4 separate regions of the Homo sapiens genome follow, and all the other regions are linked to region 1. A link is a contact called in ENCODE Hi-C or POLR2A ChIA-PET data. All regions are on one chromosome and are shown on one strand. The core of a region is the stretch at or near the end of the contact, and the rest is flanking DNA. Distances in the headings are between cores, read along the strand shown. Region 1 overlaps MINDY4 (MINDY lysine 48 deubiquitinase 4). Region 2 holds the start of INMT-MINDY4 (INMT-MINDY4 readthrough (NMD candidate)). Region 3 overlaps MINDY4 (MINDY lysine 48 deubiquitinase 4). Region 4 holds the start of MINDY4 (MINDY lysine 48 deubiquitinase 4).

Evidence for each region. A loop is a pair of places that touch in the nucleus more often than their neighbours do. ChIA-PET counts read pairs that join two places held with the same protein, here RNA polymerase II (POLR2A). Pooled maps may share reads with other maps.
Region 2: a loop to region 1 is called in a pooled map, with 2.2 times the contacts of the local background. The contact joins the promoter of INMT-MINDY4 here to the enhancer-like site in region 1. A Hi-C loop is called at or near these places in 8 of 168 maps with a recorded cell type or tissue (IMR-90, K562, MCF 10A and 5 more), 5 of 37 single-sample maps with no recorded cell type and 12 of 50 pooled maps. POLR2A ChIA-PET finds 5 or more read pairs at or near these places in 4 of 52 experiments (BJ, CD4-positive, alpha-beta T cell, OCI-LY7 and 1 more).
Region 3: a loop to region 1 is called in a map of Right ventricle myocardium inferior, with 4 times the contacts of the local background. The contact joins two enhancer-like sites. A Hi-C loop is called at or near these places in 12 of 168 maps with a recorded cell type or tissue (Right ventricle myocardium inferior, aorta, ascending aorta and 4 more) and 10 of 50 pooled maps. POLR2A ChIA-PET finds 5 or more read pairs at or near these places in 5 of 52 experiments (H1, MCF 10A, Panc1 and 1 more).
Region 4: POLR2A ChIA-PET joins it to region 1 with 10 read pairs in B cell. The contact joins the promoter of MINDY4 here to the enhancer-like site in region 1. A Hi-C loop is called at or near these places in 5 of 50 pooled maps. POLR2A ChIA-PET finds 5 or more read pairs at or near these places in 4 of 52 experiments (B cell, CD4-positive, alpha-beta T cell, PC-3 and 1 more).

The regions. Positions count from the first base shown.
Region 1 is chr7:30,813,636-30,819,358 of GRCh38, reverse strand. All of the region lies in intron 5 of MINDY4 (MINDY lysine 48 deubiquitinase 4), which reads right to left. The region is part of intron 7 of INMT-MINDY4 (INMT-MINDY4 readthrough (NMD candidate)); the gene reads right to left. Among named protein-coding and RNA genes, the nearest start is that of MINDY4, 45 kb to the right of the region's middle. Within about 2 kb of position 3,603, at least 13 of the 41 ENCODE cell types and tissues checked have a DNase peak (open chromatin) inside an H3K27ac peak, as active enhancers do; they include ascending aorta, where a contact is called at or near this core.
Region 2 is chr7:30,748,974-30,754,696 of GRCh38, reverse strand. INMT-MINDY4 (INMT-MINDY4 readthrough (NMD candidate)) reads right to left here and starts at 2,562. Exons shown (of 20, transcript NR_037598.1): 1 at 2,393-2,562; 2 at 759-963. It overlaps INMT (indolethylamine N-methyltransferase), which reads right to left and starts at 2,562. Exons shown (of 3, transcript NM_006774.5): 1 at 2,393-2,562; 2 at 759-966. The coding sequence starts at 2,546.
Region 3 is chr7:30,868,210-30,873,932 of GRCh38, reverse strand. MINDY4 (MINDY lysine 48 deubiquitinase 4) reads right to left here. Exons shown (of 18, transcript NM_032222.3): 14 at 1,627-1,690. It overlaps INMT-MINDY4 (INMT-MINDY4 readthrough (NMD candidate)), which reads right to left. Exons shown (of 20, transcript NR_037598.1): 16 at 1,627-1,690. Among named protein-coding and RNA genes, the nearest start is that of AQP1, 41 kb to the left of the region's middle. Within about 2 kb of position 2,977, at least 3 of the 41 ENCODE cell types and tissues checked have a DNase peak (open chromatin) inside an H3K27ac peak, as active enhancers do.
Region 4 is chr7:30,769,056-30,774,778 of GRCh38, reverse strand. MINDY4 (MINDY lysine 48 deubiquitinase 4) reads right to left here and starts at 3,362. Exons shown (of 18, transcript NM_032222.3): 1 at 3,223-3,362. The coding sequence starts at 3,285. All of the region lies in intron 3 of INMT-MINDY4 (INMT-MINDY4 readthrough (NMD candidate)), which reads right to left. RefSeq lists silencers at 2,802-2,951, 3,322-3,371, 3,432-3,481 and an enhancer at 2,952-3,246.

The DNA of each region.
Region 1 (5,723 bases), core at 2,354-4,853:
AAAAAAGAATTCAATGATAAAGAGATAGCTCCTCTACACTCCCCCAAAATAACCCATGCATTAGAAAATTTTAAAGAAATAATGGCAGAAAATATTTCAAAATGGTTAACATTAAAAACACAACTTATAAAGTCTTACGGGAAGCAGTTAAAGTAATATGGAGAGGGCAGTGTATAGCATAAAGGCACCTATTATTGTGGAACAGTGGAAAGCAAAGTAAGCATCCCCCAGCAAAAGAGAACAACAGAATAGACCAAAAGAGAGTAGGAAGGAGGAAAAATAAATGCAAGATGAAAAAGTTAATGAAATAAAAAATAATAGATTCAACAACCTTCAAAACCGATTCTTTTAAAAGATTAGTAAAAAGGCAAACCTTTGGCAAGATTGATAAAGAGAAGAGAGTATAAATAAACAATACTAAGAGTGAAAAGGAAGGATAAAACTAAACATTATCAATAGGAGCTTTTCAGTAAGAAGAAACTAGTATGAATAAGTTCAAACCAATACATCTGAAAACTGACAGATGGGACCATTTTCTAGAAAAATCACAAAACTGACGAAAAAATGAACAGAAAATCTGAAACTACCTATAATCATTTTCTTAAATCATTAATTTAAAATTCACCCCCATTTCCAGCCCCAACATATACACGAAGAGTTTTACTGATGTGTTCCACCAAATATAAGAAAATCTCCCCAGTTTACATTCCCAAATAGAGTACACTCGGACTCTGGAACCACCCATCCCAGCTATGAATCTCACTGACACACTAAAAGTCTGTGCAGGAGAGGCAAGTGTCCAGCTTCTCTGGGCTTCAGATTCTTCATCTATTCTTTATTCTTCATCTAATGGGGCTAATAATAGTCTTCCCTCAAAAGACTGTTGTGAGAATTAAATGAGTTAATACATCAAGTACTAGGAATAGCACCCTACATACAGAAATTGCTACGTGTTAGTTGAGATAATGATGATTAATGAGGTTACCACAACCTTGATTCTAAAAATCTAATACCTGTAAACATAAAATACAAAAATATAAAATAAAATAGACAACTGTATCAGCCATGAGTTTGAGAGAAATTATGACCAAATAGAAATGCAAGACTATTTTAACAGTAGAAAATCTAATAATGTAATTCATATCAAGAGATTTAAAAAATACAAAATAATCTAAATAGATGCAGAAAAAGCACTTGATAAAAATAAATATCCATATATGTTTCTTTAAAAATAATTCTTAGCATGCTCAAGGGAAGGAAAGGGTTTTATTTGAACCCTAAAGAACATCCTACCTAACGCTGAGGCATTGGAAGCATCCCTGCTAGAGTCAGTAACAAGATGAGGATGTCCAGCATCCCACACATACCCAATATGCTGGTGATATACATACTAGAGGGCAAGCAACAAGGCGAGTGAAACTGAAAACCCCAGGACCAGAGTCCAGGTTTCCTGAATACAAATTCGGCACTCCTACCACTCTCCCACGTGAAACAGAACATCATTTTGCAATGAACAAGAGGGTTAGATTATAATGAATGAGAGAGTTGTTCAGACATGGACAGACATATAGGAAGTGGATGGACACGCACATGCTAGGTAAGACTGGCATCACCTGGCAACAGACGCATTGCCCCTAGTCTCAGCCTCCCTTTTGCCGGAGTTGTCTTTGAGGGGCTATAAGAACCACAAAACTTCGGGAACCCGGGCTTCCGCTTTTCAGACCCAGCCCCTCCCCACCTGCAAGCACTTCTTGGCCAGGTATGCACACAGCAAACACTGGAGGTGCCCACCAGGGACAGCGGTGCTGTACTCCTTCCTCGCTTCCATCAGTGACTCTGTATAACCCCCATCACTTCAACAGCTCTCATGAATGACTGAACTGCTGGAGAAGCAGTAAGTTTTTGTGAGTCAGATCCCTGAGGGCAAGTTGATATAAAAAGACTAAAAAAAATTTTTTTAATGTAGAATGCTAAAAAAAAAAAAAAAAAAAAGACAAACCCAAGTTCTCCATGGAAGAAAAGCTTTTTTCCTTTCACTTTCCTGCTCTCCTTTTTTCTTTGGTTTCCTGTAGCTCCTCAGCCAAGCTCCTCTAGGTATAGGTGGAGTACAGAATTGTGGTTAGAGCTGGATGGCACTTAGACGTCACCTGGCATGACCTTTGGTGTTACAGACAAGGAAACCAAGCTCCAGGGAGAGGATGGGAGTTCTTCAGTGTCTTCATCTCCTGGGAGCTCAGTGGGACTCTGAGCCTCCGGAGGGGCTTCCTCTACCTCCCTTGGCCACTGGATATTCACATGCATTTTTCAAATTAAGCCATAAAGAACATGAGGTCTCATGAAGGGTTGGGTTATCGAGAAGTCATCGCGTGCACTAACTATCACAATGTGTAGCAATTTTAACAGATCTTAAGTTTATACCCTGCAGTTGCCAGTTCTCAAACGGTTGACCTACAACATATAAAAGGAATATTTTTTTCTCTCTGTCTTTTCTTTCCTCTTAAGGATGTGGAAAACCTGACTAGAATTGCTGGCCTGACATTTCCTGTGAGAAAAGCTCTCTGCTTGGAATCCTGTGAAAACAATCTGCCTTAACAATTCAGCTCAAATAAATTATCTTCCTGAAACCAGTGACTCCCTTAATTGGGAACTGGGCTGCATACCCAAGTCTCTCTCATCTGGGTCCATGATGACAAAGGTGGACAAAGATAGGGATCGCCCAGTGAGGACAGATTTGGGAGGCAGGGGGGCGGGAGGGAGGGAGAAACGGATGGCCCCGCATCCTCCTGGAAAAGCCATCGGGCCCAGGCTGTTCGGCTGCAGAGAACACATGCTGTACTCCAGCCTCCTAAGCCATTGTTCTGTCGGGGTGATGGTTTCTCAGCTTAACTCTCTTTCCGTATGTGTCCCTCCCGACAGGCCTTGGCACACGTCCTTCACAAGAAGTATGCAGAGCCAGAGCAAGATCTGAAATCAGTTCCAACATTTCTCCTTCCTGTATCTCTGTTCCTTGAGTCAGGCTGGATTCTGGAACATTCCAGGAACGGAGAACAAATTTACCACAGTCTCAGACTCAGAAGTTTTCTTCAAGGGCATACAGTTTGCAAAACAAAACTGTACAAAGATGTGACCTTCCCTCATATTATTTCCCTATTCTTCCAATTTGGCATATGAGACCCGGGCACGCAATTGGTATTCAATGGATGCTCCCTCTGGAAGCTGAGGAGTACTCAGAGATCACCTAGATACAGCTCATCCAGCTGGAAGGGCTGAAAAGGCTAATCCAGACCATCTAGTCTAATCCTGCAGCCCTGCTGGAGGTGGGAGTCAAGGACAGAGCTTTCCCAAGGCCCCTGGTAAGTAGGCAGAAATAGAGTTTTAAGCTCCTGACTCTCATCTTGGTTTATTTTAATCTATCCCATGCTGGATATTTGAGGCACTGCCTTCATTTTCTTAAGACCCAAAAATGCATTAGGACTGATTGCTCTTCCCTTGGGGAGACACACACCAGGACTTTGTGGCCCTCCCAGTTCACACCTCCCTGCCCTTCTCTCAGGCTGGTTTCCTGGGCACGGCTGAAGTCAGCTCCAAAAGGTGACTGGTACAAGAGGCAGGAGTTGCTCAACAGGCAGTGAAAGGGTGGGTAGATGTGATGTTACCCCAGGGAGAGAAAAATATCTTCTCGAAGGAAAAGTGATCTCTATGAAGCATGTCTCTGGAACACACTCAAATTCATTGAGTAACCACTCTGGCCTGGGGTATGCAGTTCACCAAGCAAAATGTTGCTAGCCCATGATCTCCCTTCATCTTGGTCTCACCTCCACCCCTCTGCACACTAGCCCGTGGCTACTGGACCTGACCAAGCCCACCCATCATGAGATGCTGGATGAGACCAGTGACCAGGGCCAGTGCTAGAGATGTGATGGGGTGCCTGGCCCACAGCATGAGGTGTCCCAGGTGTGGGTGGGCCACTAAGGCTGCCTCTGATTAGGGCTTCCTGGCAGCCCAGCCTCCCTCCCCAGTGGTCTCTGAGGCTGCCTCCCAAGGATGGTGTAAGAGCCCAGGATGGAAAGGATTGCCTCTACAGCCTTGGCCCTGTCCCAGGGAGGTCTAAAGTCATCCTTGGCATGACAAAAGGGAAGGTTCTGACAGGCTGCCTGAAGGAGTGGCTGCCTGAAGGAGTTGCTGCCAGTTTCCACAGTGGACTGAAAAGCTGTGTGGAGATGTTTACTTAGCTGCTAGGAGAAGCCACTCTGGGGCACCAATCCTGCCCATGACTGTCCTTATAAAGACCAACCAACGTGTCAGGGAAGTAAGCTGCACCAACGAGAGGCTGAGTCCCACAAAACACTAAACTCACTTAGGCTCTGTTTGGTTAAATATGTCAAAGCATGGCTTAAAACAACTTCTAGGATGAAGTATTTTCCTTTCAAACTTATAAGGCATTCCCCTGCGTAAGCATTTATATAAGAGCTGTGAGCCACATGTTCGAAACAGCTCTGACTGGGTCCAAGGTTGACCTCATAGCCATTTGAAAAGAAAGATTTGGGTTCATTTACTTTTAGAAAGGTGAAGAGGCTTACACTTAAATAACACTTATTTTTGGAGCTCATGCCTTTCTCCAAGTGACCCTGGGCAAATATTCACCTTCCCTGGGCTTTGATTTACCTTTCTATGACCTTCTAAGGGTGTTAAATGTTCTACAGCTTTGCCCTTACAATAATAATTGCTTATCTAAGCAACACCTTCTACTTTTCCTAGCACTTGCTAAGCACGTTTTAAAATTTAATTCTCACGAAAGTCCTGTGTAGAAAGCAGCATAAGAACTTTTTAGCCCTATTTTTTACAAATGAAGACACTGAGGCTTGGAAAATTACCAACTGTCCAGGACACACAGGTCCATGGTGACGTGATAAAAATAAAAAACAATGCAGCGAAATGTTTCACAAAGCTTAATTTGTTCATTCTAAAGGTTGACATAATCTTGAAATAAGATTATGTCTACCTCAACTGGTAAAATTTTATGAAATTGTTTCAATGTCCTTACTTGGTCAGAAAAAAATGATAATAACCCGAATAGCATTTGATTTACCATGAAGCTAATGAAGCTTAAGCTTCAGGGACCTTTCTAAGAGGCCCTAGAAATGTGTGTTCACACGGTCTTGTATTTTTGGAAAATTTGCGAAAATTAAATACTTTCATATTCTTTCTCTTAAAGAGGTCACTCAGATTGTGTAAGTTTCAGGCCCACAATGTCTGACTCTGCTTCTGAACCTGACGCTGGTCCTCCAGTATTTTTTAAAGTAATTTATTTTACTGACTGCACCAAATGGATGACCCAAAGGTCTCCTTGGGCACAGAGACTGATTCTCTGTCCTGCCCTGGTTTGGCCAGAGCAAGATCAAGTCAAGACTGGTTCCTAGAGCTATGCTTCCTTCCACCCTACACTGCCCCATCATGAAAAAAGAACCTCCAGGAAATTTTGACCTACACCCAAAGCACAGAGAAATGACTGTTTTCTGGGCATTTTTAGAAGAAGGAGAAAGAAACATGTTGCTTTAAACCCAAGTTAGCTTTGCAAATTTTGAGCATTACACCACTCATACACATAAAACCAGAGAGCTGTGGAATTTCCATGAGGCAGCCAGCCCCAGTTCGGACAAGTACACCCTGGGCTAAAATTAGCTGTGTCCCTGAGCCGGCCTGCCAGCCCCCTGTGCCTCTCC
Region 2 (5,723 bases), core at 1,313-3,812, 64 kb after region 1:
GGATGAATGTGGATGGACATGGATGGATGGATGGATGGATGGATGGATGGATGGATGGATAGATGGATATGGATGGATGGGTGGATGGATTGATGGATGTATAGATGGATATGGATGGATGGGTGGATGGATGGATAGATGGATGGCTGGGCGGATGTATGTGGATGGATGGATGGATATGAATGGGTGGATGGATGGATGGATGGATGGATATGGATGGATGAATGGATGGGTGGGTGGATGGATGAATATTGATGGATGGATGAATGGACGGATGGATAGATGGATGGATAGGTGAACGGCTAGTTGGCTGGCTGGATGGATGGATGGATATGGATGGGTGGGTGGATGCATGAATATGGATGGATGGATGGATGGATGGATGAATGGATGAACCGGTGGGTGGACGGATGGATGGATATGCACGGATAGTTAGATACATAGAAGATAGAGAGGTAGATATATAGATGAGGGTAAGGAAGGAAGAGAAGAAGGAAGAGATGAAAATCATCTGGTTTTCAGTGTTCATACTTGACTATATCACACCTCAACATAGTCCTGTGATCAGAGTCTTGCCCCTAAAACTGCTGTAATCCTGAAACTTGGGATTCCATCTACTCTATCCCCACCACAGGACATCTGGTCCTATACCTGAAGGTCCTACTGTCCTGAAAATGTCAGAGACAACAAAGAGGCCAGGGAGACTTCTGAGAAAGAAGGTTGACTGGGAACCCCCTCCCCAACCTCTGCACCCCTACCTGTTTCCTTCCAGCTCACAGGCGAATTTCACCGCTGGGGTCCAGTCATAGGCCCCCGGCTCCTTCTTCAGCCACTTTTCCAGCTCCTCCCGGTTGCGGTCGGTAAAGTCGGAGAGAGTGATGTCTTGGAAGGAATCACAGGCAGCAAGAACTTGGTAGATGGTAGGACCTGAGCCAATGTCAATCAGCGTGTCCCCTTGGAGGCCTCCTGTGGGAGGGAAAGACTGGTAATGGATGGGTAAAAGAAACGAGACCCAAGGCAGACACAGGGATGAGGACACACACCCTGGTCTTACCCAAGGGGCAAACGTGCTTGGTGGTTATCACGGATTGGCAGCTCCCTGTAAGCCAAGCCTCATGCCAAATATTTTATATGTGTTAATTTCCATTTACACCTCAAAACTACCCTGTGTAGTGACTGCTATCACTATTTTCATTTTGCAGATTAGAAAACTGAGTCTGTAAAAGGTTAAACAATTAGCCCAATACCTTTCAGTCAAGAACATAAGCCAAGAGTATAATATTTCTGGGACAGAGAACAGAGGCCCAAGCCCTGCTCTGGGGAAGATTCGGGCTGGAGAGTTCAGAGAGGACATGCTGGGGTCAGTGGCCCTTTAAGTTTCAGGCTGACTGGGAGCTGGAAGCCTCCCCTGGAAGTCCAGCCCTTCCTGGATGGGTTTCTTGTTCCTTGGAGGAGGGAGGGGTGAAAGCATACAGGAATAGGAAGCCGGGGCTAAGGAGATGATCTGGGAAGATGGCCCCAGGAGTGAATCCAGGGTCACCTGGAAGCTGGAATGAAGCATGACTTCCAACATTCTGTCTGGAGCCCTGGCGTGGGGCCATCACTTGGCCTTCCAAGCTTGGTCACACCCAGTCCGGCTGTTCTCTGATTTCTGCCTCCCACACCGGCCTGCTCCTCCAGGCTCAGCAGCCTTTTAACCCCCTCTTATCCCACAGACCACCAGGAGACTCACCCTTACTGTTCCCCAGTCAAGTGCCTAAAGTGAGGACACGGCTGCTTGAGTTTAGAAGACACAATCAAATCATGGGGTCACCATGGGGAGGGCAGTGATCATCGGGAGACAGGCAGAAGTCACCATCCATCGTGCAGATGGCTCAGTTGAGGTCCTTGGGGTCTGAGCCCCTTGCTCAGGGTTGAGACCCCACCTAGCAATCCTTGTCCCAGGGCAGGGCTTTTCCAGGTCCTCATCACAGACACATCTAGGCTGCACACTCCGGGCACAGGCGATCCCGTCCCACTGCAACCCTGCTGTTTGCCCTTGGCCTTCTGGGGGCCCCAGAGGCCTGGCTGTGCAAGGTCAGGACTGAACTTGATGATGACCTGGAGAGCCTTTTCTGCTCCACCCCAAAGACCTAGGGGCTAATGGAGAGCAGTGTGGGAACTGCACGGGGCTGTGCTCTTCAGCTGGCACAGAGCTCCTGAGCCATGGGGAGACAGACTCAACCTCCAGCATAACAGCTGCCCAAAGAGAGGGGGCAGGGCCCCAGAAGCTCCCCCAGCCCATCCCCAAAAACCCCTAGAGGAGACCAGACTGCCCCCAGGACACCGTCTCCCCATCCCCATCCAGGTTCCTTGGAGAGAGGCTCAAGGGGAAGGGCCACCCTCTGCTCACCAGGGCCGAAGGTCTTGTGGAGACATTCCAAGTTAAACTTCAGCATCTCGGCCTCGGGTGAGGGGCTGCCATCGAAGCTGTAGTAAGTAGCCAAGTAGTCCCTGGGCAGGAAGTGCTTCTGGTACTCATCACCCCCAGTGAAGCCACCCTTCATGGTGTCCCTGAAATGTGCCCCCTCCTTGCTATCAGGTCTTATGAGGGCTCCAAGCTCTCCAGGCTCCACCCCCAGCATTCCAGCCTCATCCCATGGCTCCTCCCAAGTATGCCTTTCCTTGAGCTTCTCCTTCTAGGGGGATGCAGAAGGCAGTGCATGTCTCACCACCTCCCAGCCACACTGACACACCTGAGGTTTCCCCAACCCCAGAGCTATGACAGCTGGGGCTGCAGCCGCCCTGGCCCTGCTGCCTCTAGGGACCAACCCATGTCCGTCAAAGGCAATTGATGGTGCCCAGCCCTGGGTGCAACTCTCAGCCCTGGCAGCCACATGCTGCTCTGTGGCCTCCAAGTAGGTGTCAGACCTATGTTTCCCCACCTGCGTGCCCACTTCACTGACTGTAAGGACCAAAGTCACTCCTCTAAGTCACAGGTGTTGTGACCTGAGTGCACAGTGAGATCCCCATCTTGTCGCCTGGTGGTCACTGGGGCCCAGTGGCTCTCTCTAGGCCAGGCAGTGGGTGCAGCTTCATGCATCCCCCATCCCTGCTGGAGAACACAGTTCAGACCCCAGGAGGCAGAGCAGAATGGCTGACTTGGCATCACTGTGCAGGTCACTGGGAGAAGAGCAGAAATTGTCGTCAATCTCCATGAATGAGAACAAGGGCGCCCGGTCATAAAGCATAAACTGTCAGAGGGGTCCTGGCTTCCTGGCCACTGACTCACCTGGCTACTCCGGGTAAGACACTCCTGGCCTCAGTCTTCTCTTTGAAATGGGACTGGGTTGTAAAATCTCCCACAGACAGAAAAAAGCTCAGTCTCTGTTTTTGGCACTAGGAAATGGCTCTGACTTGGCCACAAACCGGACAGAAATGAATCCGCTACACTGGAGGTTCAGGCCTCTTGCCCTGAAAGTGGGAAGGACAGGAATGCCTTGTTCTGGCTTTAAGTAAACAAACAATTCTGAATCCACAGGGCCCAACAGATGGGTGATGCCACAGACGCAGGAACACCCAGCGGTCGTCAGGGCCTGGCTTCCAAGGGGCGGGTGCCTGGGCAGCCTCCAGGGAGGCCTGCGGCTGTCGTGCTGGCCTGCAAAAGGCATACAGAGCAGGCAGGAAACTGCAGGGCTCGCATTACATGATTGGAGGAGTGTGCAATAAAGGCACGGTGCTAACTAAGTTGTGGGCAGGGTGGAAGGAAGACATATGGTACCTCTATTAGTCAGGGTTCTTCAGAGAAAGAGAACCCAGCTTGTGTACACTGAGAGAATCAGATCTATTTTAAGTAATTGGCTTGTATAATTGTGGAGGCCAGTAAGTCCAAACTCTGAAGGGTGGGACCAGGAAAAGCCAATGTTGCAGTCCAAGTCCAAAGACCAGCTGCTGCCAGAATTCCCTCTTGCTCGGGGAAGGCCAGTCTTTTGTTCTACTTGGGCCATCAGCTGATTGGATGAGTCCCGCCCACATTATGGAGGGCGATCTTCTTTACTCAAAGTTTAAATGTGAATTTCATCCAAAAACACCCTTACACAAACAGCCAGGATCATGACTGACCACCTATTTGGGCACCATGACCTAGCCAAGTTGACTCATAGAAAGCACCATCACAGAACCTGAGGGCTAGCAGCATGGAGGAGCCATCATCCCAGTGAGACTGAGACAGAGCTGTGCAGAGAGGGCCTCCTGCAGCAGCCAATAGCAAAAGAGCTGATATGATTTGGCTGTGTCTTCACCCAAATCTTATCTTGAATTGTAGCTCCCACAATTCCCACATGTTGTGGGAGGGACCCGGTGGGAAGTAATTGAACCATTGGGGCAGGTCTTTCCCATGCTGTTCTCATGATACTGAATAAGTCTCTTGAAATCTGATCATTTTATAAGGGGGACTTTCCCTGCACAAGCTCTCTTTTTGCCTGCTGACATCCATGTAAGACATGACTTGCTCCTCCTTGCCTTCAGCCATGATTGTGAGGTCTCCCCAGCCATGTGGAACAGTGAGTCCATGAAACCTTTTTCCTGCATAAATTACCCAGTTTTGGTTATGTCCTTATTAGCAGTATGAAAACGGACTAATAGAGTAGCTAAAGAATAAATACCCAGACCTCCTTCTCCTACCTTCCTCCAATATCCTGCCAAATTTAGAGGGAAGGGAGTGGTGACTACAGTCCACATGTCAGCTTCCTGGCACTTGCAGTAGCCTGGAGAGGATGGAAAGCAGAATGGAGAGGCACATGGAAGACGCCCAGCATTAACACTTAAGGAGTTGAACCGTGGACATGCATGTACTATCCAGGGATTACCCAGAGCCCCTGCAGCAGGACGTGAGCATCTAGGGGGTCTGTACAGGGCGGGAAGAGACCATCCTTCCCAGAACTACACATCATGCTGCAACTGGATGTCCTTGGATGGATAGAGGATGCCCCTCCTAACGCAAGGCCTCCAGTGCCTCCTGCTGCCAGAGGAATGAATCCAAACTCCCCTTTGGCATTCAGAGTCTCTACCCTCTGGCTTCCACCTGCTTCTCCACCACTCAGGCCTTCTCCATCCCTACATGCCTCGTGACTCTGGCCTAACCAAGGGTCCTAACAGCACTATGGCAATCTTCTCAAAGTGAAGCCTCTTACGGATATATTCTAAGAATGAGTTTCTCAACCTCAGTACTATTTGCTCTTCAGGCCAGGTAATTCCTTGTTGGGTGGGGGTGCGGAACTGTGTCATAGGATTTTTAGCAGCATCTCTGGCATCTACCCCCTAGATGCCAGTACACTCCGAAGTTACAACAACCAAAAATGTCCCCAGACATTGTCAAATGTCCCCTGGGAGGCAAAATTGTCCCCGGTTGAGAACCACTATCCTTAGGTTTGCCTTCATCAATGTGACAACTTTGTTCATGACAGGGCTAAGCTTCAGGCCCTTTTAAGAATGTGCACCTCATCTTAGGCACCTTTCTATACAGTGATATTTTTTTAAAATAGAGCAAGGAAATTTCCATTCAAGAGGACTTCTGTTGCAATAGTAAGCAAAGGGGCAAATTTCAAACTGCCTATCAAGAAACTAAGACCACTTGAAAAGTCAGACAGATAAGAAAAGGATCAAGCTCCTTTTCAAGATTAGGGAAACTACCATCTCAGCATTCCACGCTCCCTGATACCTTGCTACTTCTCTTCCTGCCTGGC
Region 3 (5,723 bases), core at 1,728-4,227, 55 kb before region 1:
GATACCAAAGGGGACTTATTGTGTCCTTGTAGAGGAAATGAGACACAAGAATTTGGAGGAAATGTCTGCTGTAAAATAATGCACGTCAGGGGCAGCAGCTGCTGAGAAAGGCACAGCCTTTTTCAGGCAAGTTCGAGTTTTCCCATCTGGTTTTTCAAGAGGGATAAAAGCCCCTGCTCCCTGATCTGTGTCTAAAATCTTCCTCATAGCAGGAAGCCTTCTTGAGATGGTGAAGAAGGGGCATCAGGCCTCTCCCTGCTCCTAGACTCCAAAGTCACACAATGGCAAAGCTTAGCAGTCCCTTTCTACTCAGTGTGGTCCATGGACCAGCAGAATCGCCCTCCCTGGGGAGCCTGATAGAAATTGAGAATCTTAGGCCCCAGCCCAGACCCACTGAATCTGAGCCTGCTCTTCAACAAGACCCCTAGGGGATTCATTCAAAGTGTAAGCAGCCCTGTTCCAGTCCAAATGCCTCTTGTACAAATGAGGAAACTGACACACAGGAGGGGAAAAAGACTGCCCCAGCTCATATTGTGAGTGAAACAGAGAACAGGGCTTGGGACCCAGCCCCAGACTCTGATCTGGGTTCCTCTGCACCCTGCTTGACTGCCCACACCTGGGCAGCATCCTTCTCTGCCCCAGAAAAGGGAAAGCTCCCATGGGGCAGGCAGATGCCTGGAGTGAGAGTGAGGCCACCCCGGGCAGCCAGAAGAGTAGCCACTCCCCGTGAGGCCTTCCTCTAGGGTGGTGGGCAGCAGCCAACCCCACGGTCCCTCTGTGGGTGCCCTGGACAAACCACAGGCCCCAAGCTTGCCTTGTATGGTGCCCACGTAGGTTTCCAGAGCTGGGCGCAAGTGAGCCAGGACCCCCAGGACAACTGAGTCCTCAGTTGGGCCCAGAAGATGTGCAGCTCTGTCCAGCCCGTCCATGCTACGCATTGTGGCCCCCCATGTGCTGAGAGCCAGATTTCACTGTGGCCTGTGTGGCCACTCTGGGAGGCCTCATCATGGGGAGAAAGGCATGGATAGAAGCCAGGTGTAGAGCTGAGCTCCCAGTTTTGATGCTCACTAGGTAACATCTTGAAAAGGTCCCTTCCCTGGTGTCACCTGGGTGACTGAGAGGACTGATGACAAGCAACTGTGCTCAGGGTCTTCTTTGCCCCTGTGAGGTCCATTGAGGGCCCCTCTGTAAAGATGCAAAGGGAAGGGTGGCTATAAAGACAATACCTTGTGCAAACATAGAAGAGGCCAGGGCCATCATCTCCCCAGCTGGACCCAGGGTCCCCTGGCCCATGCCTGAGACATCACTCCCTGTGTCCTGGGCTCCGGGCTGTGTAGCACTTTGGTCTGAGTTCAGCCTCTTTTGCATCCTCTGCAGCTCTGAGCACATACATCAGTGCACATAAAGCTGTCCAGAAACAGAAGCTAAACTGAGCTCTCTTTCTGGGTCTCCATGACATGACAGTGAAACCCAGCAGAGGTGGGCACGTGAAAGCTGCTTGAAGAGTGTTGGCAGAGGCAAGAAAGACTTGTCTTTTTCTGGGGCAAGAGGAGGGAGGAGGACCTCTCCCTCTCTGAGGGACAGAGGAGGGGGAAGGACCACCTGGGCCCCACAGCGCCCCCTGACCTGTGTACAGTAGCCATGTGCTCCAATCAGGTGGCTGGTGGGGACATCAAAGTCCTGGCGGATGCTGGAAAACACAAGAAGCATTGTTAGCACAGCTCTGCCTGACCCAGGTTGCAAACCTCGCTAGGTGACCAGGCGCTCCCCTTAGGTTCCAGGCTAAGACCCAGAATTCCAGATTTGGTGGGAACCTGAGCGCTCTGTTCTGTGCCCTCCACGGAGGAGGCTCCCACCCAGAAGGGATGGGGCTAGAGCCCAGGCCTCCTAGAGTAGAGCTCACTGCATTCTCTGGGCAATGGCCTCCACTCCAGCCGCACCAGGGCTCTGCCTACACTAGAGAACAGCGACTGAAGCGTGACACGGTAGAGAGGACCCTGGGTTTGGAATCCAGTGTCCTGAATTCACATCCCAACTGTCACTACCAATGGTGTAGACTGAGGAACCCTCTTCCACCTCTGAGCCTCAGTCTGCCAGCCTGTAAAATGGGAGGAATGGACTCTAATGTTTCCTTGAGTTATAGAGTAACAGTCACCACCACCTGCTCCTGCACCAGGCACTGTACGCACATTATTCCCTAAAACCCTTTGAGAAAACCAAGCCTCAGAAAAGGGATGTCTTGCTCAAGGGTGCCCAGCTCTGAGGCCTGTGCCCCCACCCCCTGGTACCACTGTGGTTCCACCCTCAGAATGGAGTCCTTCAAAAGATGCAAGGTGAAAACCTACTTTGCTGAAGACATTCCCCAAACTGAAAGAAATGGGCTGAGCACCGCTAGGAACCAGAACAATTCAGTATCCCGGTGAGCAGAGGTGTGCCACACGTGAGGCAGAAAACCCTCCCAAGTCTCCATCCTCCTTCCCGGCTTGCTGTCCTGCTAGGAAGCCTGCCATTAGGACATGGTTCCTTTTAGCCACCCCAATGTAACTCCCTCTGAGAGATGAAAACTCTGTTGAACAGAGCCCTGTAAGGAGCACACAGGGAAGGAGCTGCTATCTACTCACTGTGCTCAGCAGGTGGCAATTGCAACCCCCAGACCCGAATGAAGTAGGAATTCCTGTCTCTATTTTATAGATGTGGGAAGAAGCACAGAGAAGCTGGCTCTGGGGGGCAACGTGAGACCAGGGAGCCTGGGTCCCAGGTCTGTCCCCCCCACTTCTGCACATGACCCTGGGGGGAACACACAGCCCTGGGGGCACACACGACCCTGGGAGTCACAACTGAACCTGGCGGTCACATGCAGCCCTTGGGGGTACACACGACCCAGGGGGGTACACACAACCCTGGGGGCACACACGGCCCTGGGGGTCACACTGGACCCTGGGGGGCACACATTACCCTGAGAGGCACACTTGACTCTGGGAGGCACACACGACCCTGGGGGGCACACATGGCCCTGGGGGGGCACACACAGCCACCCAGCACTGTGTTCAGAGCCTGGCCCCCTTCCTTCAACCACACCCCAAAGAGAGAGGCCAGGTATAACATTTAGAGAGGAGACCCAGGGGTAGGAAGGGCTTAGCAATCAGAGCATTTATTTTTTCCTTTCAGTAGAGGAGAAGATAAACTTGGTCTCAATGTATGCTTTAAATCTAAGATCTGCCATAAGCCCACAAGCCTAAAATACATGCCTGAGTCTCTGTCTGCTTCCAAAACAAGTTTAGCAATTCCAGCTCCACAATACTTGGGGAAAACACTTGCTTGTGGTTTTTAATAACCATGGCCAAACACGGAAGGTTTATGGTCCACATGAGAAGATGAGCTGGGGTTACCCTTGCAGGAGCTTGCAGAGAACCACTAAGGCTTGGGGGTCTTCTGGGAAGGGTGGTTGAGGCTCACCCACCACAGACAGCCCAGCAGGCCTGGGAAGGAGCCAGCTGGGAGTGACTCATGGCAGAGCATAGCGCTTCGCTGGCGCTAGCTCAGGCAGAAGAATTGATGGAAATGCTCTCTGCAGCATATACAAGCATCTTCTGAAGAGAAGAAAATAACCTCAAAAGGGTCCTGAGGGGGGGCCGATAAGCATCACTGGCCCTATGCCACCTGGAGCTTTTAGAAGCAGTCCAATCTTCATAAGATCATTACCTCGTGTTCACCCAGCGGGCTCGAGAGCCTGCGTCAGCTGGGAGCAGGGGGACAGGCAGAAAGGACAATGGGAGGAAATGGTAATTGCATCCTTAGGTGCAAACACGATGGGAAATTCAGCAGTGCACTGAGATCTTAAAAGGGAGGAACATCTGCATTTCATATCAGGGCATTCGAGAGAGAGAGAGATGCCAAGGAGTGGCTTATGGTTTAAGAGATTTATAACTTTGGCAAATCTACAAACCTAGATGCCCAGACCTCCCTCTAGGGGAATAGGGGAATTCTCTGGAGAGCTGAGTGTGAGGAGTCCTTGAGCAGAGGAACAACAGCCTCAGCACTGCCCCAGAGAGAAGGCAATCCATATGGCTTAGTTCCAGCCTGCTGTGTGGCCTCGGTCTCCCCTCCTGCAGCACGAGGGGCCTGGAGAAGATGAGAGGTGTAATGGCATGAACTGCGTCCCCTTAAAATTCATATGTTGAAGTCCTAACCTCCAGCACCTGAGAATGTGTATTTGGAAATAGAGCCTTTCAAGGGGTGACTAACTTAAAATGAGGCCATTAGGGTAGGCCCTAATGCAATCTGACTTGGAAGAAGAGGAAATCTGGACACATAGAGGGACACCAAAGATGCACACTCACAAGGAAAAGATGAAGTGAGGACTCAGTGAGAAAGTGGCCACCTGCGAGCCCGGGAGAGAGGTCTGACAAGGTACCAACCCTCTGGCACCTTGATCTTGGACTTCTCACCTCCAGGGCTGTAAGACACGAATGTCTGTCATTATGGCAGCCCTAGAAACCAACACAAGTAGCCTCCAACATCTTTTTAGATTCAGAGCCCTTTCTTCAAATGCAATACTACAGGCAGAAGCCCATTACATGAAACATACGGGCTGAAGGCAGTGTGGAGGCTTGTCCCATCCTTCTCCTCCTCTATCAGCCCCTGGATCTCCAAGAACATGCAGCATCCTAGGAGCAGGGGCCACCTGAGCCACAGCTGTGACTGTCCCTTACCAAAGACTGACTTAACCATCCAGTCTAATGAGCAGCTGTCTCCTCCATGTCCTCCTGGGGGCTGGATGACCCTGGGCCCTCAGAGAATTCTGCACAGCCTGAGGAACCAGGCACCAAGCTGGATGACAGGAGCCAGGAGGGCCCAGAACCACACAAAATGGAAGCTGTCCTGCACTGGGGGCCCCTCCAGGGAGCAGAGCTTGCTGGGATTTCAATCCAATAAGCACAAAGGAGAGATGGGCTTGACCAGGGGGTGAAAACTCACAGAATAGGCTTGGCCCTGGCTGCCCTGGCTGCCCTGACACCAACCTCTGCAGCATTCTGGCAGCGAAGGGTCAGAACCCTGAACCAAAGGTCTGGGGTGATGACCCAGCCTCCAGGGATGCTTGGATGACCCAGCCTCCAGGGATGCCTGTATCACCCAAAGACAGAGAAGGAGGAATAGAGAGCTTTGCCCAGGATGCCAGCAAGGACCAAACCTCCCAACTCTGTCCACCATCAGAAGGTCCCTGAGATACTACGCTGTATCAAGAAACAGAACAAAGGGGATATCAGGGCTGGGAGAGTTTGCAAGGCTCAGAATTTTGCAGAAGGTCAGATGAATGCCCAGAGAGAGTACAGAACTGGCCCTGAGTTAGTGACAGATGTCAGCCCAGACTCAGGGCTCTCTGCTTCCCTTCTCCACCTGCCCTCTGTCCATACATCCCGGAAGGGGAAGAGGCTCTGCCACTGAGCAGGCTGCACAATGCATGGGCTTCGAATCTGCATAGTCTCAGGCACCTTCAAATGCATCTTTCTCTCAAAAGCCTTGTAAGGCCAGGAGGGTAAGACCACCATCTCTGTTTTACTGATGGGGAAACTGAGGTCCAGTCAGTAAAAAGGACTCGTGGTTTTGTGGTCACACAGAGTAGGCAGGACTAGGACTCTGTCCCTAGTACCAACATCACAGTGTCTGCTGTGGCCTGAAATATGGGATGATCAGCCAGGTCAGCCAGCTCCAAGCAAGCCCTA
Region 4 (5,723 bases), core at 2,113-4,612, 44 kb after region 1:
AAGGGAGCACCCAGAGGAGTAGGAGGAAAGCTAAGAGGGACAGTCTCCTAGAAGACAAGCAGAAGGACACAATCAACTGTGACAAACATAATCATTAGATCAAGAAGGGCGAGGACTAAAAATTCCAGGTTAATAATGGCCCTAAGAAGAGCTATTTCCATGGAATGATGGGGACAAAAGTCTGATTAAAATGGGTTCGAGAAAGCAGAGAAAAGAATTAAAATGAAAGTAGACACAGGTCCTTTATGGGGTTTCTATAGAAAGGGAGGAAATAATAAACCAGTAGCTAGGGTTTGGGGGTCAAGATGGGATTCTGCAGGAGCACAACATGTGCTGATAGGAGTAACCTAGTAGAGGAGGGAAATGCATGGTGCAGGAGACAGCGACATCCCTGAGCACACAAGAGAGGGCATGCACACATGGAGGGGTGGGCCTAACCAGGGGTATGGAGAATTCATCCACAAGAACACTAAAGAGAGCAGAGTGAATGGTGCAGCCCAGGAAGGTGAGTAAGTGTGGTAGTGGGAGCCTGCTGGACTTCTCTCAAGACTTCTGTTTTCTCAGTGAAATTAGATGGGGAAGGAGCTTCAGGGTTTGAAGAGAGAGAAGGTATGAAATGGTCATCCAGGGTCTCAGAGGGTAAACAGTCTGGAGAGTTGCAACCAGGTGGGCAGGCACCCATAAGGCACCACAAGGGTGAGTGGCCATGGATTTAGAGTGATACCATCAACATAGTGGTGTGTGTTTCTCTCCAATCTCATTCAGCTCTATGGGCGCAAGTGTAGAGCAGGACGAGTGGAATTTTACTGTCAGAAGAGAATGATGAAAGGAGAGAAGCGCAAAAGAGCTGCACCTGTTATGGAGGGTGCAATTATAAGGATGGGTGGGTGAGAGGTAGGTGGGTTATGGTAGGCCCGAGGGACTGTGAAAAGTTGGCAGGAACAATGCAATATAGATGTGGTGAGGCTGGAGAAGAGTTTACGTGGGGCTATGATGGGAAACAAGCTAGAAATTTTGACAGGTGGGAAGCTTGGAATTGAGATTACAGAAAGGGCGCAGTACTGGTAACAACAAGCCCAGCTCATGACCATGGGGCAGGGTGGCAGAGGGAGGATGGCACAGTCACTGCAGGAGTGGAGCCACAGACTCAAGAAGCTGGGGCAGCAGAAGAGTCACCTCAGCAGACCCTGCCATCTCCAGGAGACTATCATGACTCCCCCGAGGGAAGACCACACTTGGTGAGTTCAAGTAGGCCAAAGTGGTTGAAGGGTAGAGGGCGGAGCAAGCAGTCATGGAAGATGAGGTCTGAGGGTAGCCAGAGCCAAGTAATGGAGAGACTTGAAGTCTAATTATGATGGGAAGCCAGTAGAGGGGTTTGAGCAGGGGAATTACATGGTCTGACCTGCTCACCCTGGGCAAGTTTCTTGGCCTCCTGGTCTCACAATAATCTTATGTGAAAGGGAATACTTATACCTATCTTTCAGGACTGTTACGAGGATCTGAGACAACAAACCAGCACCTTCTAGGTACCTGGCACCAAGGTGGCAGCTCTCTTGGTTACGACTGCTGGGTGCAATGACTGCCTGTGCAAAACCCTGTGGGGAGCACGTGGTCTCTGCCCTAGAGCAGAAGGCGATGAGAAAGCAGTATACCTGGGCTGCAGTCCCAGCTCACTGTGACCTTCTGAGTAACTGTGGGCAACTCCTTTCTACTCTTAGGGCCTTAGTGTGCCCAGATAAAACATGCGAGGGAGAGGAGACCAGGGGAACTCGGCCATGTCAAGTGGGGGGTGGTGGGGAGGGATGTGGGAGAGGCTAGAAATGAAATTGAGATGGTAAGCTGGGGTCAAGCTACAGGGCAGGCTTGGATGTCAGTGAGGACACTGGATTTCATTTGTACTCAAGAAAGAACACGAGGAAGCCCTCTCTAAGAGTTTTTTTCAGTGACCCAGACTTAAAAGAAATGATGTTAACAGTCAGCTTTCCAGGGTGTGTCAATTGATATCCAACATGCAGCCAGGACAGGTGATGGCAGGTCAATTAGCCATAAAGACAGGGCAGATGCGACAAAGCCAAACGCATTTAAAATTTTTTCAAATAAAAATAAATCATAAAAAACACACAAAGACACTTTCCAAACAGGTGCACTTCAGAGACACCTGTTTGGTGTCAGAAACAGTGAGGGTGGGAGGAGGTATAAAGTTGAACACCTACGTGCACATTGTATCTATATGTCAGATCCAATGCTTGGAAGCTGCCCATATGTTAATATTAATCCTCATTATAAATCTGCAAAGAGTAGGTCTTACTTTCCTGTTTTACAGATAACGAAATTGAGACAGTGAGTAAAGTACTGAGGTTCACACTGCAAACTAGTAGCAAATATTTGAATTGTCTCCGTCTGACTTCAAAGTCCTTCCCCTTTCCTCCATTCAAAAAATTACGTGTATGTGTTTTCATACAAGACAAGTACCCATCGCCCTAGCCCAGTATGACACTGCAAGGACAGACAAAACACACAGAGTGCAGCCCTCAGTCACCATGTGCTGAATGAGCTAATGTATGTCCCCCTCCACTACCACGCCCAAGACCCCCCGGCGAGCTCCTTCCCCACCGAGGTCCCCATCTCCACCCTGAGGCCAGATGACAGCTAAGGACCTTCCAAGCTTGTGAACACTGCAAAAACTCTCCTGGGACAAGACAATAGGAAAACTTACAAAAATTAAAGCAACCACTGGAATTCCCACTGTTGACTAAAATGACTAAGGGTTTGACCGTCAAGAACTTTTCTGGGCTTTTGGGGTTCCCTCTGGGAGAAGTTCTTTCCGAGTGGGACCCTGACTTGCGTGGGTAGCGCACGGAGGCCGGCAGCCAGGCTAGGGCGCAGGCCTGCCCGCTGTGCGCCCGCGCTAGGATTGCTTGGCGCGGCCCCCAGGCCCCCTCCCCAGCTGCCGCCGCCCCGGAGCGCGGATGCCCCAGGAGGGCAGCGGACGGGGTCCAAACCGTGCCTTGCGGAAGCGCCCGGTGACGACGGCAGAAACGCCTCGTGGGAAATGTAGTTTCCCCTGTCCCGGGAAAGCGGCGCTCTTCTGGGGCATCTCTGGAGCAGGCAGTAGGTAGGGAACGGGCGCCCTCCCAGAAGCTGCAAAGCCTTCAGGGGAGACCCCGATGATCCCCCCAAATTAGAGCCACTTCCTGGGCTTTGGAGGGGGCGAGCCGTTACCTTTCTGCTGAGGAACTCCCTGACCAAGGAGGCGGCCACCTCCTCCACGAAGAGGCTGTCCATGGCTCTGGCTCTGGCTCTGCCCACGAGGCCCACGCCGGGCCGCAGCACCAGGCAACTGGGTCTGTCCGGCGCAGTATGGCCGCGTTGCCGTGGCGACGGCGGCGTCGGCGCGGCAAGAACTCCTCCCCTTCCCTGGGGCTGGCGGGCTGGGGCGGGAGGGAAGGGGTGGAGCGTCCCGCAAACTCGCGTCTCGGAGTGGGAGGCCGCAGTCAGGGCGCCCTGGTGTCGCCTAGGGCCCCGTCCACGGCTCCGGACTCGGGGCCTCACTCTGACCCTGGCCCTGGTCATCTGAGAGGCCTAGGACAAATTACCGCTCCGCTCCGAGGCTCCATTTTCCTAGACATAAAATGGGAAGAATACCTGCCTCCTTGTTTCTGGAGGACTAAACTCACAGGGAAGTGACCCCCTCAGGTCCACCCTCAGCACCACGGCCCCCTCTGGGGCCACCAACGCTACTGACCTTGGCGGGCCTTGACGGTGGGGGCAAGGAAGCCCAGCATTCTGCTTCTTGGGCACCGAAATTAAAGGAGATGTTCCTCGCCCCCTTGGTGCCTGCTTTCCCGTAATGAGACTGCCATTTATTGATCACCAAGCTCTTAACTCACGGTTGCACTTTTAATCCTTACAACTTCCTGGCTAGGTAGTTACTGTTGGCCCCATTCTTTAAAACGGGACACTGAGATTCAGAAAGGCTAAGATTTTGCTGAGGCCCACACAGCTGGGTACTGGGAAAGTTGGGTTTCTAACCAAGCCCAGTACATTTTCCCCGAACTTAGTCACCTGGGTTCCACCTTCACAATCTTTGCCACTTCCGCATGTTACCTATTGTATTCCTTTGCTTGGGCTGCCATACAAAGTACCACAGACCATGTGGCTTAAACAACACATTTATTGTCTCCCAGTTCTGAGGGCTACAGACCAAGATCGAGGTGTCAGCTGGATGGTTTCTCCTGAGGCCTCTCTCCCTGGCCTCTATTATAGATGGCCACCTTCTCCCAGTGTCTTCACGTGGCTAGCCGTCCGTGTGTGCCTGTGTCCTAATCTCTTCTTATAAAGACATCAGTTGTATTGGAATAGGGTCCACCCTAATGACTGCATTTCCACTTCATCACCTCTTTAAAGACCCTATCCAACACAGTCACATTCTGGAATACCAGGCATTAGGACTTCAACACGGGAATTTTTTTTTCTTTTTTTTTTTTTTTTTTTGAGACAGAGTCCCGCTCAGGTGCCCGGGCTGGAATGCAGTGGCGCAATCTCGGCTCACTGCCAAGTGAACAACCACCTCCCGGATTCAAACCATTCTCCTCCCTCAGCCTCCTGAGTAGCTGGGATTTCAGGCGCCCACCACCGTGCCCAGCTAATATTTGTACTTTTAGTAGAGACGGGGTTTCACCATGTTGCCAGACTGGTCTTGAACTCCTGACCTCAGGCAGTCCGCCCACCTCGGCCTCCCAAAGTGCTGGGATTACAGGCGTGAGCCACCGCACCCGGCCCAACACAGGAGTTTTGAAAGACACAATTCAGCCCTTAACCCCTATACAGTTACTTATGTATTATTTTCTTTAAATCCACATACATGTTTTACAATTTATTTTAAAAGGAAAGTGTTCCCAAGCAGTAATAGCCACAAGATCTTGGGTTTTATGTGCTTATTAAATCTCTAATACACATTAAAACAAACACAAAACCAGAAAGGTATGCATTCACCTAAATCACCTTACAACCACCACTGGCACATGTACCACACTTGGGAAGCAACTATCTCACCCTATACAGTCTCCATAGGACGTAGCTTTAATGTGGCAGATTGCACCATAATCTCCAGGCAATTTCCCCTCTCAACGTGCAATGGTTCTTTGAGAAGCCTCTTTTGAACATGTTGTGCTATGTGAGAAAGAGCCATGTGCTCTTATATGTAGAGAGAGAAGGGCAGAGTTGCAGGAGACAGTATGATGCTTGGTCCAGGGGCCCTCATGTTCCAGCTGTGAAGACACACTGATGGATGATGTGTAATAATGAAAGAATAACATGAGACAGATTTATGCTCCATAAGAGATTGTGTATCAGGGGTCCCCAACCCCCTGGGCTGTGGACCGGTATGGGTCTGTGGCCTATTAGGAACCAGGTCACACAGCAGGAGGTGAGTAGCTGCAAAGGAACATTACCACCTGAGCTCCACCTCCTGTCCAATCAGCCACAGCATTAGCTTCTCATAGAATCACAAACCCTATTGTGAACTGCACATGCGAGGGACCTAGGTTGCGCACTCCTTATGAGACTCTAATGCCTGATGATCTGAGGTGGAACGGTTTCATCCCAAAACCATCCCCCACCTCCCATGCAAAAACTGTCTTCCACGAAACTGGTCCCTGGTGCCAAAAATGTTGAGGACTGCTGTTGTGTATCACAGATAGTAGGTGTTATATAGTAGGTCA